Linked DNA regions of Mus musculus: region 1 is linked to region 2. A link is a loop called in an ENCODE intact Hi-C map of the cell type or tissue named here. Cell type or tissue: gastrocnemius. All regions are shown on one strand. Each heading gives the region's core, and the rest is flanking DNA. Links, peaks and the distances in the headings are about the cores only.

Region 1 (6,773 bases), core at 1,014-6,013, 99 kb before region 2:
TGAAGATGTAGAACTCTCAGCTCTGCCTATGCCATGCCTGCCTGGATACTGCCATGCTCCCACCTTGATGATAATGGACTGAACCTCTGAACCTGTAAGCCATCCCCAATTAAATGTTGTTTTTATAAGACTTGCCTTGGTCATGGTGTCTGTTCACAGCAGTAAAACCCTAACTAATACAGGATGTAACCCAGTCCTGGTACTATAAGCTTCATTTGGTAACAAAAGATGGCCAGTTGGGACTCTGTCTCCATTATTTGAAGACTTCATTAGAATCACAATTGCATATTTTAGGAAGGTTCCACTGCACTAGGTTTCCATACTATCCTTCAAATACCCCTCAATTCTAGCTGTCACTCTTCTGAATACCAGGAACCTCAACCTGACTTTGCTTCCCCCTTCCCACTTGATCCTCCTGTTCCCTCCAAACCCCTAGTTCATGCATAAAATCTATTCTATTTCCCTCTCCTAGGGCAATCCATGTACTGCTTCCCATTCCCAGGTCTTTTCTATGTACCTAACTCTCTGGGTCTGTGGACTGTATATTGTTTATTATTTACTTAATGGCTAATATCCACACATAAGCAAATGAATGCCATATTTATCTTTCTCGGTCTGAGTTACCTCACTCAGGATAATTTTTTCTAGTTCCATCCATTTACCTGCAAATTTCATTATGCCATTTTCTTAAACAGCCAAGTAATATTCCATTGTAAATGTATCACATTTTCTTTATCCATTCTTCTATTAGGGGACATCTACATTGTTTCTTGTTTCTGGCTATTACAAATAAAGCTGCTATGAACATAGTTGAGCAAGTGTTCTTGTGGTAGGGTGGAGCATTTTTGGGGTATATTCCCAAGATGGTATAGTTGTATCTTGAGGTAGATCAATTCCCATTTTTTAAAGGAACTATCTCACCGATTTCCAAAGTGGATATACTAATTTGCACTCCCACCAGCAATGGATGAGTGTTTCCCTAATTCTACATCCTCAATAGCATGAAGGGTCACCTGTGTTATTGATCACCCTTTGGGTTGTGGATGTAACTGAATAGCGACTCTCAATGACATTAAGATAATGACATTGCTGGGATTGTGGTAGATTGACTTTCAGCTTTTGGAGAAAGCTCCACACTCATTTCCATAGTGACCATATGAATTTGCACCTCACCAGTAATAGATAAGTGCTCCCCTTTCCCTGCATTCAAAACAGCATGTGCTGTCATTTGTTCTATTGTTCTTGGCTATTCTGACAGGTGTAAAATGGAATGTCAAAGTAATTTTGATTTGCAATTGCCTGATGGCTAAGCTAAGGATGTTGAACATTTCTTTAAGTTCTTCTTAGCCATTTGAGTTTCCTCTGTTGCAAATACTGTTTGAATCTGCACACCATTTTTTAAAAAATTGACACCTAGTTTCTTGAGTTTGTTATATATTTTGGATATTAGTCCTCTATCAGATTTGGAGTTGGTAAAAATATTTTTCTATTCTGTAGGCTGCTGCTTTGTCCAAATGACATTGTCCTTTATCTTATAGAAACTTTTCATTTCATGAGGTCCAATTTATTGTTGATCTTAGTGCCTGTGTTAACACTGTTATGTTCAGGAAGACTTCTCCTGTGCCAGAGTTCTGGCTATTCCCCACTTTCTCTTCTATAAGGTTCAGTGTATCTGGTTTTATATTGAGGTCTTTGATCTGTTTGGAGTTGAGTTTTGTGCAGGGTGATTGATGAGTATCAACCTATTTAGAGACTCCTACATGAAGCTGTCCAGTTGGACCAGCACCATTTGTTGAAGTTGTTGTATTTTTCCAATGTGTATTTCTGGATGCATTATTTTAAAAATCAGGTGTCCATAGGTGTGTGAATTTATGTCAGGGTCTTCAATTCCATTGATTGACATGTCTGGTTTTGGGCCAATACCATCCTGGTTTTATTACTATATCTCTGTAGTAAAATTTGAAATAAGTGATGGTCAGACCTCCTGAAGTTCTTTTATTATTCATTATTGTTTTAGTTATCCTATGTTCTTCATTTTTCCATATGAAGTTGAGAATGATTATTTCAAAATCTGTGAAGAATTGTTTTGGAATTTCAATAGCAATCACATTGAATCTGTAGATTGTTTTGGTAAGATGGCCATTTTTACTATGTTAACACTACTGACCTATGAGCATGGGAGATCTTTATATCTTCTAATATCTTCTTCAATTTTCTTCATCAAAGACTTAAAGGTTGTATCATAAAAGTCTTTCACTTGCTTGGTTGGAGTTAACATAAAGTATTTTGTATTGTTTGACGCTATTGTGAAAGGTGTTATTTCCCTAATATTTTCCTCAGGCCATTTTTTCATATGTATATAGGAGGGCTACTGATCTTTGTAAGTTAATTTTATATTCAGCCAATTGGATGAAAATGATCATCAGCTGTAGGAGTTCCCTGGTGTAGTTTTTATGGCCATGGTCATATCATCTGCAAATAATGATACTTCTAACTTTCAAATTTGTATTCTCTTGATCTCTTTCAGTTGTATTATTGCTCTAAATACAACTTCAAGTATTATATTGTAGAATATTATATAGTAGAGAGTAAGCAACTATAGGGAGAAAGGGTGCTTGTAAACACAGATAAGCACTGACAACCAGGAAAAGTTAAACACTCAGCTTGGGTCTCCAAAGGAAGAAGATACTCAGCAGTCCTTATGAAACATAGTTTACAACCTGGTAACCTTGGCTGCATATTTAGCCAGGCTCTGCCTGTATCCCCCGGAATATTGTGCTTCTTTCTTTCAGAATATTTCTCCTCTAAAATCTTGAACATTGCTTCTAGAACATAAAACTCATCTTTCTTTAAAAATTATATTATGAGAGATGTCATTTGTATTTTACAACAGGCTAAGTGACTTCTATGTTACTAAAGTGAAGCCAAAAGCTGACTAAAACAAGAATTATATTTACCTCAGTCATTCTCCCTAGACCCTATTTTGAGTATTGTAAGTCAACAAAATCAATCCTTACAGAAGAATGCATATGTCCTTTGTAAATAGCTTTAATATAAACATGGCTTGAGCTTTACTGTACTCTCAGGACTGAGTTAACTGTGATCATAAAACTTTTCCAAAAAATTGTGCTATGCTAAAACAAATGGCTAAAATAAATGAACTAATGTCAGAAACTGTGTGCAGCAGATGAGGCATTTTGTGTTAGGCATGGCCAAATGTGCCTTGTGAAAGATATGGGGGCATAATTATAAGTGTAGGAAGCAGCCCTCAAGAATATGGAAGGATAAATGACCTTATTAGTAGGTAGAGAGGTCCCTTGTGTCACTGGATTTGAGAATGAGTGGCAAGGTGCCAATAATGCTGGCAGGAAGAGTAGCTATAAATTGATGGTTGTGGTGATCTGAATAAGAATGATCCCATAGACTCATGTGTTTGAATACTTAGTCAGCAGGGAATGGCATTACTTGAAAGGGTTAGCAGGATTAGGAGGGGTGGCCTTGTTAGAGAAAGTGTGTCACAGGGGATCAGCTTTGATATACATCTAAAGCCCATATCAGGACTAGTTCTCCCCCACCCATCTCCCGTCCCTCTCAGTCTTTCTCTCTCTTTGCCTGTGGAACAGTATATAAAGCTGTCAGCTCCAGGACGACGCCTGCCTGCACTCTGCCATGCTGCTCACCATGAGGTAATAGACTAAGCCTCTGAAACTGTAAGCAAGACCCCCTATTAAATGCCTTCCTCCAGAAGAGTTGTCTTGGTTATGGTGTCTCTTCACACCAATAGAACATTGATTAAGACAGTGGTGGTTTTCAAGGACAGACAGGAGGGTGAGTAGACAAGGGGGTAGAGACAAGGACCCTCAACCTTTGTTCACTACTGATTCCAATTACCTGAAGCTTTATGTGACGCTGGGTATAGAGGTATATACAAGTCCAACATGTATTGCTGGTAAATCGTAAAGAGATTTAATTTTAAAAAACCCTTTGGTATATACTAGAGAATAGGCATACAGTTGTGTTGGCTACAGAAAGGAGCTGACATAAAGACTATCCTTATCAGGAGTGAGCCTTATCAGAAAAAATCCCCATAAGACCATGCTTATGTCTTAAAGTGGGAGGAGAGTATTAAAAAGGCATGTTCCATGATGTCAGAGCCACAATGAGTGGGGCCTTAAAGGTAAAGAGAGTCTTCCCTTCAAAGCCTGGAGAGAAGACCCTTGAAAGGGACAGCTAAAAATAAACCTAAGAGAAAGACGCATCCTAGATAAAAAAAGAAGGTGGTGGCTGGGTCTTCAGAGAAGTCTCCTCATCAAGGAGAACTGTCTGACTTTTATACCCTCTCAGAAGGTAGCAGAATGTTCTGCACCAAATGCTTTAGTTCAATATAGCCCATTGACAAAGAGCATGGTAGCAACAAATAGGAGCATAAATTAGGAGCTTTAAAACTAGAGGGTGGGGTGGAAGGTCTCTGCAAACACCATGGTGGGTGTCAGTCTGAGTGAGGCAAACTGGAAGTCTGGTCCAACATGTCCCAGTAGCCTGTGTTGGTTGAGACTTTGAGAGTCTGACACCAGGCAGTTTATTGTAGGCATAGTGCAGTACAGTGCAATTGGGGAAAGAGGCCTGGTGTAACAGAATCCTCTATGCACAATGAAGTTAAGGCAGAATTACTTGAAACTCTTTTCAAAGTACATGCCACTTCTTCCACAACATGGGATCTGCATGTATTATCTTAAGTGTCTGAGGGAGGATCTGGTGTGGACTCAGTCATACACATAGTGTAGCGATCGCATAGGCTATTAACTAACTCAGTCCTAACTGTAAAGTCTGGGGGAGCCAGATGTGGCCTGGCCCTAGAGATAGCACAGAAATCACCAGGCTATTATTAGCCACAACCATTCCTAGGATTCTGAGCAGAATACCTATTACATACACCTTGCTTTCAACACCATGCTTAACATTTCTGGTTTGCCCAGTGCTGACCTCTGAGCACAAGAAGCTCTGTGCCACACCATAAAACAGAAATCACAACTGGCTTCTTGACCCTTGCTTACAGAGAGTAGTGGTGAAGGGCATGGGGTGATTTCTTCAGCATGTGAGATCTAGCCAACTTACAGCAACCAGGACCTTAGAGGGACAGGCCCATGATCTGACAGTATACAGGTAATTTTACCATCTACTAAAGATGGGAGCAAATTCACACAATAATGAGGTGGAAGTGCTTGTTCATTTTTTTTCCAAGATCAACTGTTTATTGAGTTTTGTTGTTGTTGTTCTAAAATACTATACATTTTAAGGAGTTTCTAAACATTAAGGACTTGACAGCTTTTGGTCATTCTGTAGCTTAGGAACAAGGATTTCTGCTGGTAAGTTCTCATAACACACAGCCACAGTGAGACAGCGCTCGTGCCAAACACCAAAGAAATACAAGTTGCTGATGTGCACCACTGCACCGTCCGAGCTAACAAAATAAAAGTCCTCTTTGTGCCCATCCCTGGGGCTCACAACAGTCCCACTGCACCTGAGGACAAGGGCAACTGGAGGAACTTGTGTGTGTGTGTGTGTGTGTGTGTGTGTGTGTGTGGTGGGGGATGTCAAACCCCTCCTTCTAGCTCTCCAGTGAGTGACACAGGGACTGTGAAGTCTATGATTACTAACAAGTCTTAGGAGCTTTTCCAGTGCTCGGTCATGAACTTGGAGCCCTGGCCAATGAGAATCAGTCTTCCCAGCAGCTCCACTCAGAGGCCAGAGCCACATCCTAACTGGGTGGGCACCGTTAACCAGCCGTGCCTGTGCTTCAATGCCATGGGCTTCAAGCAGTTGACCAGATCTGCTGTCAGAAGCCACCAGCTCTCATTCAACAGTGGGTGAACTCTATAGATTTTCTGATTATCAAATAATATATGCAGATATACATCGAGACACAACGGTCTAATGTAAAGCATCTTAATCTACAGATGCAACTGTTTTGAAAAGTTAGTCTTCTTACTGTTAACTTTCCAAATCACAACATACAAAAATAAATCTTGATCTTCAAATATTAGAACATTCTTAACATTTCTGAGAGTTGACTGACAGCTTGATTTTTATAATCATGCTGAGAATGCAACTTCACCTAAATATATAGTATAAAAACACATAACAGAATTATGTGTAGATGAACTTCAGAAACTGTTGGAAATTCTGTCCTAATATCAAGTAAAAATTCGTTAATCCATTTTAAAAAATATAACACAAGTCAGGAATTCAGTCATATTTTAAATATGAAGCATTTAACACAGTGTAATCCAAATATATTTGGCACTTTAATACTGAGTGATGATGGTAGGAGAGACATGTCTCTGTTTTCTGTAATTAATCCTTTATATTTCTCTGAGATCAGAGAACTCTCCATGGGCAGTAAAGGACTGAAATTCATAACATTATGACTTATGGGAGTGGTGAATCTGACCCGAGGTGTTTGAAGTGTTTCTGATGGTGCAGCACAATCTATGGGTTGACACCTTGTGTAAAAACCACATTGAATGTTCTGATGGTGCACCTGGGAAAAGCTGCCAGAAATACCTTAGATATGTTACACAATTGACTTTGAATTAAGTTGGCTGTTGAATGATAAACCTTTTCTTTGTTGCCAGGTTCTCTGCAGCCCCCACTTTAAGAAAATGTGTCCTAGGGAGTTAATTGTGGTGAGAGGTAAAAAGACTTGTGAAGATTATAGGCAGATAAATATGGGCTATGGAACTGGCTGGTCTTGGGCCTTGAGACGCTGGTGG
Region 2 (6,773 bases), core at 1,164-6,163:
ATATCTTAGGGTTTGAAAGACAAAATTTGTTCATATTCATGCACATTATAAAATGTTTATTACATTAGACTAATGATAAAAGGTGCATTTATACAATTTACACTGATACAACCTATGCATTTTATTCTTTCTCTCTCTGTCTCTATCTCTGTCTCTCTGTCTCTCTCTGTCTCTCTCTCTCTGTATATGTGTTTATGTTTCTCTTGTTCATGTGTTTCTTCTCATTCTTGGTGTGCATGCTCAAATAGAATACAGGGCCCCATTCATATAAAGGACATCCTCCATCCCAGAAATACACCCTATCCCAGCCTGCATTTTAAGAAACTACAGGAGGAGGTCACCTGTGGAATCCTCTATCTCTTCTTTCACACTGGTTCTGGGAAAGTTTCAGGATCTGGTGCGTTTAAATTTGGCAAGCTCTGATTAGGGATGCTCAAAAGTATTGTTAATTTCCCCGTAGACAATGTAGCTGGAGATCACAGAGGCTCAGCCACTCACAGCATGTCAAGCTGCCAGTTTTCCATGGTGACCACTTCTTTTCAGGCTCTCTGCAGTTTATCAGCCACACCACTAAGTCTTCTAACTACTGCCACCTACTGGCTTTAATTTGCACCCACCATTTTATGCTTAACAGAGATAGGACTACCTTTAATTGTGGAACATCAGGAAAATGTCTGACACAGATTCTGTTTCAGCAAAGGACAGCCACTTGAGAAGGCAGCTAATCTTCGAGATACATAGTGGGCTTCCCATCCCAGACTGGAACAAATGCTTTGGATTTCCTTCCAACCCTGATGCTGGGTGAAGAATGGCCTGCACCCATTGTGTTACCTTAGGTTTGTCCTCACCCTGTGCAGTTTTCACAGTAACTCACAGGAAAAAAAACCAGTGTTTCCTTACAGAAAGAGTTTCTCTGAAATTTTATTGGGCAAATGTTGTCTCCATTGAAATCAGTAACTCTTCTATGACTCTGTCTCATACTGTAGGATATCAGAGGTGGAGGGGTGCTGGCAATGCTAAGGATGCAAAACCTCTGTGAGATTGAACAGATTTGAGCCCAGAAACACCCCAGACACCTAAAGGTAACGACATGAAATTTTAGACCTCCCTTTCCAGGTAAATTGCAATCCCCAGGTCAATGAAGAGAAATGTGTCACACAGATTGTCTAACCATGAGCTGACACTGAAGTGTTGGACCTTCTGACAAAACCAAGAATTCCTCTCAGAAATCACCATTCAGGCTAGCCAAGGCAGGACCCTGGTCAAGACTGAAATGCACAGCAGGCCTGTTCTAGGAGCTTCTCTCTGTGTTTCCCATCTGTTTTTCCTTGGCCCATCCCAGGTAGGGAGCTTTCCTGCTTTTCTTGACCCCCACCCTCCATTCTTTCCCCTGTAGCTCCAACTGAGACATCCCTCCCAGCTCCATCCTTCCATCTTCTCGGGACCCTCATGATCCCTTTCTGAATCTATCTCGATCCCTTCATTCTCTCACTCTCTTTTTCAGTCTGTGTCTCTCTGGCTGTTTCATGGATGCTTCTTCTATGAAACAGGTCCTGCAGTCTGGTCACCAGAGAACCACATTTTTGCTCAACCTTGGAAATGCAGCTTGCCTCCCAGACACAAAGGGTTAAGATCATCAAGAGGAGCAGTCCTCCAGGGGCTAGAAAGGCTGCATCACAGCAGGCAGGGTTGGCTAGCCAGGCTGGTACCTCCTTGGGAAGGAAGGAAGGCTTCAACTGAAGGGAAGCTGACTGTGCTGCAGCCTGAATTTCAGGGATTCACAAACTTTCTCTGAAGGAGTGAGTGGTCACATAAGGGGCTTGGCAATGGTCCCTATGCAGTCACCCTCCAGAGTGTGCACAGCAACAGCGCTGTAGACCCCAGCACCCTGGCATGCTTCCTAGAGTCCTGGAAAACTTTTACTGGCAGAGGAGGTGACTTCACATGGGGGCTCCAGGGAGTCTAGGAGAGGTCTCAGGAGGCTGAGGGTCAGTTGGGGTGCACAGAGGGCAGGTGAAGAGGAGCCTGTGCAGTTTGGGTTTCCTGGTTGTCCTTGTGAGAGATCCAGAGCTCACTGGAAAATGAAAACCCAAGAAGTAAATGAGTTGCACTAAGCTTGCCAGATGTGGGGATCCAGTGTCTGGGTGAATTTCCTGTTTGCCTTTTAGATTCACATGGGAGAAGTCAGCTGTAGTGGCATATGGGGTGGGCATGGAATCAAAAGAACTCTCAACTTGCTGAGCAGGGCTTGTTTATGTCTGTGCCCAGATAGTTCAGAGCACAAACTTGCCACCTGCATGGATTGTCCATGAGAAAAACAGAAGAGGAGCAGGAGGGCCTGTCATCCAGGGGTTTGCAGATCATGACAAGGGAGTGTGCGCATATACAGGGTCACCTCAAAAACACAGCTCTCACCTCAAAGGGAGTAAGAGGGTTTGTTCTGAAGCCAAATGGATGTAACGATGGACCTGGAACAGGGATTTAGGTTGTTCCAAGCTCCATGTTCCAATGTCCCTACAGTTTCATGACAGTTTTTTTTAATAGTACCAAGACAAATAAAGTTGAGCATGAATGGATGTTTAATATATATTGGTGGAAACCTCAGAGAGGAGTCTTAAAAGTAGAGGAACACCAGACCCAACCTCAGATTCTATGTGACAGCATTCTTCTTAGCACCTTGGCAGGCTGAGAAGGGGGTGTTGTTAATACATTCCAAAGAGTTTTTATCTGTTTGTATGGATGATAAATACAAAAGAGAGGTGGACAAGAATGTCTCTTTAGGGGCTAAAGATAGCACTAGAAGAGTTTTCATTAGGAAATGACCCTGTAATATTCTGAACTCTCCCCAGTCCTTGAAGCTTAAGTCTGTCGGTCTGCTTTTTTTCACACAGCTTTTTTTCCAGGAATTTTTATCCACAGCAGCCTCAATCCAAGCGACATGGTGAAGTGTGATCCTTTATGGCAGCCATTTACCTGAAGGGAAGAGTGTGAATGGACTTCGTTACCAAGACGTAATTCAGGGAAGCAGGTGGAATGCAACCTTCTCCATCACACTGAAGAATGATGAGGGACGTGTTTCATACCTGTCCAAGCAGACACCGGGACCTTTCTTGCTGTGTGTTTCTTTACACAGCCTCCTTACATAATGTGGGCTGGCCTCAATCTTGATATGTACTCAAGGATGCCCTCAACTCCTGATCCTCCTGCTTCCAACATCCAACTTCTGGCACTCCAGTTACCCTCATCACTCTGTGCTTACTGATTGCTAGGGAATGAACCCAGTGCCTGGTTCAGATTAGGCAGAGACTCTACCTCTAAGTCCAAGTCTTCTCTATTTCCCCTGGGAGTAACTAACTCATGTATAACTCCTTACACTTTTGAAAAGCTAGTCTTTTCCTGGTCTATATAGAGAAGTCAAAACTGTATATTATCCTGAATATCAATCATCACCATCCTCATTCTTACAAGTGATGTCACTCTTTGTGCTAGTGAGTGGTGAACCCTGGACCTCACACCGGCTAGCCAGTAATTGATCAACCCAGGAGCATTCACAGATTAAGACAAGGTAGTTTTTCCTTGTTGGGATGTGACTGTGTGGTAGAAGGCTTGGTTAGCTAGCAGGTGTGAGATCCTGGGTTTGATAGCTAGCACAGTCCTTTTACACGGAAAAGGAGAAAAGAAACTATGATGACAGCCTTAGAGAGATCAAGTAACTAAGATCAATGTGATCAGAGTCATGCACAATGGCCTGGTGGTCCTGTAACCAATGAGTAGAGTTACACAAGAAACAATTGGTTCATGCTTGATTCAAATCCAGGTGTCTGTGCTTGATGGCCTCCCTCTGGAAGTCACCTATTGCTGCTTTCCAATTCTCCCATCCTGCTCAGTCCTCTCCTAAGCTGCAGACATTTTGAGACAACTGACCACCTTCAAGTCATGTTCCACTCAGAAAGCAACATGGCTATGCCTATGACTTCAGAGGGCATCCAGTGATAGGAACAGGGGTCCCAAAAGCCATGTCCGGCCCCGAAGGGGCAATACCAGCTACAGAAATGTGCTTAGCAGCTTTAAGGATGGTGGGGTTTCAAGTGGAACCTTGTAGTTCTTTGGAAAGTTAGTTATGCCAAATGATGTATTTCCGGGGAACCCAGGTGAAAGGATGTCTTGCTAAAGCACACACATGAAAGACTGATTTCCCAAAGCAGACACAGGTGAAGGAAAGTTTTGCTATAGCAGACACATGAAAGGACTCATGATGAAGGAGTATAAATATGAGCCCAGAGACAGTGGGAGAGGAGCACTGAGCTTTGGTTTGTTCTGCCTCACTGTTCTTTGCTAAAGAACTGCATGTACTGGTTCCCCTTACATAGCATTGTTGAGCTCAACTGTGATAATTCTACCATTGAGAGAAACTCACCCAAGAACTGCTCATGGGGTTCCTGTGGCCTCTTATAGCCTCTGTGGCCTCACCTCAGGCAGGTTGGCGAGCCTGGCAGTTTCTTCACAATTGAACTACAGCTGTCTGATGTCTGCTTGCTGAAAAGCCTGGACTATAGCTGCTGGTTCATGCCTGTTATCTGCCTTCTTAGAGGGCTGGTCTGCAGATGCTACGTTCTGCTTGGTGTTTGCTACGGGACTGAACTGCTCCCCATGAAAATGGGGCTCACCCCCAGAGAACTATTGCTGAACAGGTCCATTTTCCCAGATCCTAATAATTTTTCTCTTCCACTACTTCTGCTGGGTGGTGGGCTAGAGGAGAAGTTGAGCCCTTATTAAGTGTAGGTTGCAAAACATTTATGCCCACAGGTGTTGTCTCTCAGAGTCAGTCGGATGGGTTTTAATAGTCCATGAACGTATCATACACCCTGACTCTTTTCAGTTTATTACTTTGCTACTGTTATTTCAGAAAAGGTTGTATGATAATTTAGCTCAGGTTGGCACTAATCTGAGATTGTCCCCCTCTTTATTTTTGCTAATTTTCACATTGTAAATACCAGCATATGGGGGCAAAATTCCCAACATGTTCTGTAAGTCGATGCAGATATATAGGTGAGCAAAGACGCACCCTTTTGACTGGATGAATACCTGCTCAGAAGGATCTCCACAGCCAGAGAAAGGAACAGAGAACTCTGAGACACAAATGAAACAATTCTGCCTTCTTCTAGTTACTGTTATCCGTGTCATACAGCAGGTAGGCATCCTAGGTCAACTCCAGGAACTCTTGGAGTTTGTCAGATGGACATAGGAAAATCAGTCTTCACATTTATACTCATATGCCTGAGCTGCCTGCCCTTGGGCTCAGTCAGAGACACTGCTTTTTGCAATGGACAGAGGTTGATGCACACATTCATAACTGTTCAAAGAGCTGGGTAAAGTGACTGTTTCCGCTGCCCTCAAGGAAATATTTAACAATCCCCTACCCCAGTGGGATCAAGGAATATTGTGGAAGGGCTGTGGAGGTGGAAGAATGTAAGAACTAGGGGATGGGGAGTCGTGTAGGAATCGCCATCCTCACGTCATGGTGTGTCTGTGTCACTCAGGGCAGGGGCCATGGTGATCTGCACAGAGTGAAGCTAGTCAAAAGTCTAGCATGGGTGGGTAAGGGGATCACTAGGCCTTAATCCTGGTGGAGGAACTGCTGGTGATGGTGGCTGGAGAGGGGGAGTCATTTTTATGTGGGTCTGTTGTTCCATTGTTTGGCACATAGATTTCATGTGCAGATGGACATCACTAATTAAAAAATTGTGCAGTTTTTCCTCTAAGAAAGAATAAGAGGAATGAATTTGGGAAGAAGCTATGTCAGTGTGTATCTAGGGGAACTGAGATTTCTCTGAAAGTTGGAGTAGCTATGACCATAGTCAAATCTACATGTGTGAAAGCCTCAATAAGTAAGTAAAAGAAATTTTAAAATGGAGCGTTTGAGTCCCTCAAGATGAACTCCAAAAGAATCATCAGCCCACACCTTCTGCACAACTGCCCCCCCCCAGTGCTGCTTGTGAGGTGCCAACTTCCTTCTTGCTTAGCCTAGAGGTTTGAAACCATCCTTCATAGCTGCTCCTCTCCACCAGCGTCTCAAGGCCCAAGCCCAGCCCGTTCCATAGCCCATATTTATCTGCCTATAATCTTCACAAGTCTTTTTACCTCTCACCACAATTAACTCCCTAGGACACATTTTCTTAAAGTGGGGGCTGCAGAGAACCTGGCAACAAAGAAAAGGTTGATCATTCAACAGCCAACTTAATTCAAAGTCAATTGTGTAACATATCTAAGGTATTTCTGGCAGCTTTTCCCAGGTGCACCATCAGAACATTCAATGTGGTTTTTACACAAGGTGTCAACCCATAGATTGTGCTGCACCATCAGAAACACTTCAAACACCTCGGGTCAGATTCACCACTCCCATAAGTCATAATGTTATGAATTTCAGTCCTTTACTGCCCATAGAGAGTTCTCTGATCTCAGAGAAATATAAAGGATTAATTACAGAAAACAGAGACATGTCTCTCCTACCATCATCACTCAGTATTAAAGTGCCAAATATATTTGGATTACACTGTGTTAAATGCTTCATATTTAAAATATGACTGAATTCCTGACTTGTGTTATATTTTTTAAAATGGATTAACGAATTTTTACTTGATATTAGGACAGAATTTCCAACAGTTTCTGAAGTTCATCTACACATAATTCTGTTATGTGTTTTTATACTATATATTTAGGTGAAGTTGCATTCTCAGCATGATTATAAAAATCAAGCTGTCAGTCAACTCTCA

What was found. Hi-C counts contacts between places; a loop is a spot of excess contacts. Peaks named below come from ENCODE experiments on the same cell type or tissue, not always from the same donor. Only the 100,000 strongest peaks of a DNase experiment are listed, where the experiment ranks them.
Region 1: a loop joins it to region 2, with 9 times the contacts of the local background. A loop is called at or near these places in 17 of 42 quality-filtered maps.

Annotation. Positions count from the first base shown.
Region 1 is chrX:152,511,121-152,517,893 of GRCm38, reverse strand. It overlaps Gm41902 (a long non-coding RNA gene), which reads left to right and starts at 3,295. Exons shown (of 2, transcript XR_878281.1): 1 at 3,295-3,686. In gastrocnemius, for the core only: no CTCF peak of the experiment used is centred there; no DNase peak of the experiment used is centred there.
Region 2 is chrX:152,412,491-152,419,263 of GRCm38, reverse strand. 3010001F23Rik (RIKEN cDNA 3010001F23 gene) reads right to left here. Exons shown (of 4, transcript NR_045451.1): 4 at 2,562-2,973. Among named protein-coding and RNA genes, the nearest start is that of Gpr173, 47 kb to the right of the region's middle. In gastrocnemius, for the core only: no CTCF peak of the experiment used is centred there; no DNase peak of the experiment used is centred there.